Linked DNA regions of Homo sapiens: region 2 is linked to region 1. A link is an interaction called in ENCODE POLR2A ChIA-PET data of the cell type or tissue named here. Cell type or tissue: IMR-90. All regions are shown on one strand. Links, peaks and the distances in the headings refer to the core of each region. The heading gives the core; the rest is flanking DNA. Region 1 overlaps FRMD6-AS2 (FRMD6 antisense RNA 2). Region 2 overlaps FRMD6 (FERM domain containing 6).

Region 1 (2,815 bases), core at 231-2,730:
CTTCCAGGAGTTTTATATTTTTGCATTTTACTTTCAGATTTATGATCCATCTCGAGTTAATTTTTGTGAAAGGTACAAAGTCTGTGTCTAGATTCATATTTTTGTATGTGTTAACTCTGTACATTTTAAAATTGGGTTGTCTTTTTTATTGTTGAGTTTTAAGAATATATATTGTAGTTATAAGTCCCTCACTTGACTTATCTATGATATGAGAATATTTTGTCCCATTCTGTGGGTTTTTTACTTTTTCGGTGGTGTACTTTGAAGCACAAAAGTTTTTAATTTTAATGAAGTTCCATTTATCAATTCTTTTCCTTTGTCACATGTGAATTTGGTGTCATAGCTAAGAAATCATTGCCTAATCCAAGAACAGGAAGATTTACTCCTGTTTTCTTCTGAAAGCTTTATAGTTTTAATGCTTGTATTTAGGTCAATTATATGTTTTGAATTAATCTTTGTATTTGGTGTGAGATATTGGTGTAACATCATTCTTTTGAATATTGATATTCAGTTGTTCTGGCGCAATTTATTATAAAACTATTCTTTCCCCATAATTTTCCTGGCACCCTTGCCAAAAATCAACTAGCCACCTAAGATAATAGGGTTTATTTCTAGACTCTCAGTGCTACCCCATTGATCTGCGTGTCTATCTTCACAGCAGTACCACAATGTCTTGATTACTACAGCTTTGTGGTAAGGTTTGAAATTGGGAAATATGTCCTCTGCTTTTTCATTTTAGGATCATCTTGTCTATTTTAGGATTATCTTGTCTATTTCTACAAAGGAATAATCTGGGATATTGATGGGGATTGTGTTGAATCTGTAGATCAATTTGGGGAGTTTTGCGTTCTTGGATGGTTCATTGCTAGCATCTAGAAATACAATGGACTTTTATATATTGATCTTGTATGGCAAAACCTGGTTGGACTCAGGTATTGGTTTTAATGGGCTTTTTCTATTTTTGATGGGTCCTGCTTCCACTTTGCACTACTCTCCTCATTTCTGAATTCCACCGTTTTTGACCTTTTTTCAATTTCTCTAACACACTAAGCTCCCCCTTGTCACAGGGCCTTTGCACATGCTGTTTTCTGTCTGGATGTCACCCTTCTGAATTCTTCCACCTAGTTAACTATTTTTCACCTCTCCCTCCCTGAGCTGCCCCCACCTCAGTCCATGTCTGTCCCTTTTGGGAAGCCATCATAGTACTGTGTTTCTTCTCAACATTTACCTTAGCTTATGAGCTCATTTGTGTTATATTTTGACCAATGTCTATTTCCCCAGCAGACAGTAAGCCTCTGTTTTTCTCATTATTATATTTTTCAACATCTACATAGTGCCTGACACATAGTGGATGCTTAACAAGCATTTTTTGAAAGAAAAAAATGAATACATAGATAGCATTGGGAACATGCACCTATCACAAAGAACTTTGGGCAGGTTGGTAGGGGGAGCAAATTTAAAGTTGGGCATACCATCTATGTAACCAATTCTGGCTTCCTTCTGGGCAATTACATTCCAGAATGGAATGTGATTGTCTGGGAGAGCAGAGGCATTGAGTATGTAGCCAGTAACGTGGTTCCCCCAACCCCCACCTTTCTCTCTCTACTAAAGTTTCTTGCCTTGTGGTGGGAAACCCAGAAAGAAAAATCCAGCCATCTGAGTCATTTGCAGATGACTTCTTTGTCTGCTTCTTACCTTTCCTGAGGTACAGCTGACTTATGAGGGTGGGGGGAGTAGAGGAAGGTGGGGAGTTGAAAAGATTCATTTACTTTCCTTACCAAATTAGTTCACTCTAACAAAAATAGGGAAATCCCCAACCAGCTGTTCCAGTGACTAGCAAGAAAAATATTCTCTTGGAACACTCCAACAAAAGGCACACTTTGTGTGCTGGCTGTCTTAAAAAGAATGCTTTAGAGCCTTCCAACTATTGCCCACCCTGAATGCTTTATAAATATCAGTGGCAATAGTTAGAACGTGTTTTTTTTCTTAATTGAAATTCTAGTGCTTTGGTGATGGCATAGATCCCCAGAATCAGGAGAAACATTGAGGGTGATAGGGAACCAAGAGAAGACTAGCTCAGGGGCCAAAAAAATGGAGCCAAGATATGGTGGGGCTGCCACTTGTTGGTGTGTGACAAACTTTCTGCCCTATTCTTGGAATCCATGTTCCAGTTGTCAGGCCGGACAGAAGGAAAATGTTTGCATACAGAGAAAGAAGGTTGGGAAGTAGATATTTTTCACTTTGATGTATATTTTAGATGTTCCTTATGCATCTGAAATGGGGTTTTGCTTCAGGTGTTTTGAGACCTTTTACCCGTGGTGAAATATTGTATTGTGAAACTGCGACACCATCATGATAGGGGCCGTGCTGTTTTGTCTTTGGGTCTTCATTGGCTACCACAATGCCTGGCTTAGAGTAGAGGCTCAATGAAAATTGGACAGAATGTCTTAAATAAGATGATTCATGGCAAACTTGCTTTGCAAAGTAGATTTTACAGCCCTGTGAAGTAAGCTCACTTCCTGTGTTTTTTATTTTGTCCTGAGGCTCATCCTTTTTATCTTCTGTGCCACAAGATACAAATATTTATAGTACTTAATTTTTAGTTGGAGTAGATAATTTATTATAAATAAATTCCATGAGCAAATAAATGAAATAATTGTTTTGCTGTCAATAAAATTTAAAGGAAAATGATTCAAAAGTGAAAAATATAGCTTACTAGTCATGGTTTTTCAATGCTTTGTCATAGGAAATTTTAAAATACTAGGAATTCATATTGAAACAAGAATGGAAAAGGAAGTTTATGAAAGCACAATAC
Region 2 (2,815 bases), core at 197-2,696, 120 kb after region 1:
AAAGTTCTTTTAAAGAGTACCACTGACTGGCCCATGTCTTTTGCTCATGTTCCCTGTATGGCTTCATGTGAGTACTTCTGAAGAAAGCCACTATTATTGATATAAAGCAGTTCTTTATTCCCAACCCCTAACCATTGGCACAGTTTATATAATGTGGGTCAGAACCATTTGTGATTTTCTGTTATGAGGGCCAGAGTTTGAGATTTTAAACCATTCATTCAAAGAAACTTAAGAAAGACACAGTTAAACACCTTAGAAAGATACATTTTCATCTAACTAGCCTAATTACGAGCTCAGCTAAAAAAGGTACAGGATCCTCTAGAAGAATCGTGCTGTATCATTCTGATCTGTTTGTTAAAGGGCGGGGGACCTAGTCCAGATAACCCAGTTCCCCGTTTTGATTGTGTGTGTAAAATCTTGAGCTTAGTAAACTTAGCACTTTAAAAATGTTCACTAAGTCCATCAAAAGCCAGGTTTTATGTCTTTATGAAGTATTCAGGACTGTGCTGAATACTTTGTGCAATTTCTGTCAATGTGTTTCATGTCTAGTTGGGGGAACAAAATACATGTGTTTGAAAAGATATTAGATGTTTCCAGATGAGTGTGAAGTTGAGCTTTCGTTTTAGGGTCCAAAATCAAGGATGATCACATAGGATGTTCCCAGCCTTCCTGGGGCCACTGGATTTATACTGGTTAGTGAAGTCAGGCTAAGATTTTTCTATCCTTCAAGCCCATAGAAAAGGGGCTTTTCTAGTAGCAACAGAATGTGCAAGATCTGGTAAAAATCTCAAATATTAAAAGACAACTATGAAATTAAAATTATTAAATGTTTAAATTCATGCATTCAATATAATGTATGCCTAGGATATGCCAGGCACTGGTCTAGGTCTGAGAGATGTCAGTGAATAAAATAAAGGAAAAAAAAAAAAAAAAAATTCTGCCTTCGTGGACCTTATATTCTATTAGGAGGCAATCAGCATAAGAAAATAAGTGTTGTAGTATTTTGGAAGGTAATAAGCCTGATGGGAAAAAGAAAAAGTAGAGCAGGCTAAGGGACAGTAGGAGTGCTGGGGGAGGGAGGCAGGGACTTTGCGATTTGGTGGAGTATAGTCAAGGTAGGCCTCACTGAGAAGAGGGCTTGAAGGAGGAAGAGAGCCACACAGAGCTAGCTGGGGGAAAAGTGTTGCAGCAGAGGGACTAGTGAAGGCATCAGGCGGAAGCATGCCTGATGTGTTCCAGGAGCAGGGAGAAGGCCACAGTGGTGGAGCACTGAGAGCAGGGAGAGAAGGAGTAGTAGATAAGGTTAGAGATGTTTGGAGAGCACATGTTTGGCTTGTGTGGACTGTATTCAGGACTTGACTGTGAGTGGAATGGGGAGCCAGGTTTTGTGCAGAGGAGTGAGAGGATTTGATTTGCATTTTAATAGAATCACTGGTTGCTGTAGGAATCTGGAATTTAGGGAAGAGGTCTAAGTTGGAGATACAAATTTGGAAGTTGCCAACAGAATTTGGGTGAGATCACTTGGGGAATATGTGTAGTCAGAGAAACAGGCTTATGGACCAAGCCTTGGGGCATATCAGTATTTACAGTTTGTAGAGAGAAGAAGAAATCACACACATAATCCAAGAAGTGTTTTAAGCCAAAGTAATTATGCACGTTTTTCCAACATAGTGAACCCAATTAAGTGTCTCCATTCCTTGAGTAACAATGTTATCACTAGAAGATATTGTGAACTCTATTGATCTACACAATGGAAGAATGAACTATGAGTTGTTTTTCTAATTGCGTTGATGGTCTTGGGCTAAACCTGGATGCTTCATCTTTTAGAGGTTGTGTTGATAAGGAGGAATCAGTAAAAGAAAATTAAAAAGGAGCAAGCAGAGGATAGGAAGAAAATTAGAAAAATGTCCTTGTAGTCAAAGAAAATATCTCCAGCAGAAGAGTGGATCAGTTAGCTCACATGTTGCTGAGAAGTCAAGCAGGGTGAAGACTGAGAGTTGCTCATTGGATTTAGCAACCTGGGGAGTCATTGGTGATGATGACAAGAGCTGTGTCACTGGAGAAGTGGAGATGAAAACCTTATTGGAGTGGGTTCAAAGAGAATAAAAAATTTATGAAAGATAACTATTACTTGTAATTCAGTTTTGTATATTACAAATATTCAATATTGATGTGGGTACATTTTAATATGCCTGGTAGGATGTGCAGTGGGACTTTGGAAATGGGAATGTTGGAGGCCGTGCATATCTTCAGCAGGCTTTGTCAGGGTTAGGGAGCCTTTGAGCTTTTCCCTAGTTATTATTGGTAGGGGTAGGGCTCTAGTATATAGATTGTAGTTTGTATATTTTGAAATAGAGAAACGGTTCTATGCAGTTTTTTAGTTCTTTGTTAAATGTCTTTGGATGAGAACTATATCTTGAAAATACTCATACTTTGTTTAAAGACTTTTTCATTTCTAGTAAAGATGTGTTCTTTAATTCAATCTATTGATCCTTGTCTTAGATTGTTTTTTGATACTATAATGGAGTACCACACATAAGGTATTCTGTCCATAAAGAATGGAAGTTTACTATTGACATTCTTTACAGAACTAGAAAAAAACTATTTACAAATTCACATGGGACCAAAAAAAAGAGCTTGAATAGCCAAGGCAATCCTAAGCAAAAAGAACAAAGCTGGAGGCAACATGGTACCATCTTCAAATTATTAGAGCAACAGTGACCAAAACAGCATGATACTGGTACAAAAACAGACACATAGAGCAGTGGAACAGAATAGAGAGCCCAGAAATAAGGCCACACACCTGCAGCTGTCT

What was found. ChIA-PET counts read pairs that join two places held together with the same protein. Peaks named below come from ENCODE experiments on the same cell type or tissue, not always from the same donor. Only the 100,000 strongest peaks of a DNase experiment are listed, where the experiment ranks them.
Region 2: POLR2A ChIA-PET joins it to region 1 with 6 read pairs; 15 of 35 experiments call an interaction of 5 or more read pairs at or near these places.

The regions. Positions count from the first base shown.
Region 1 is chr14:51,538,114-51,540,928 of GRCh38, forward strand. The region is part of intron 2 of FRMD6-AS2 (FRMD6 antisense RNA 2); the gene reads right to left. It also overlaps a transcript of FRMD6 not described here. Among named protein-coding and RNA genes, the nearest start is that of FRMD6-AS2, 60 kb to the right of the region's middle. In IMR-90, for the core only: no CTCF peak of the experiment used is centred there; a DNase peak (open chromatin) is centred at 1,688; H3K27ac peaks cover 224 bases.
Region 2 is chr14:51,659,697-51,662,511 of GRCh38, forward strand. The region is part of intron 1 of FRMD6 (FERM domain containing 6); the gene reads left to right. Among named protein-coding and RNA genes, the nearest start is that of FRMD6, 9.2 kb to the left of the region's middle. In IMR-90, for the core only: no CTCF peak of the experiment used is centred there; no DNase peak of the experiment used is centred there.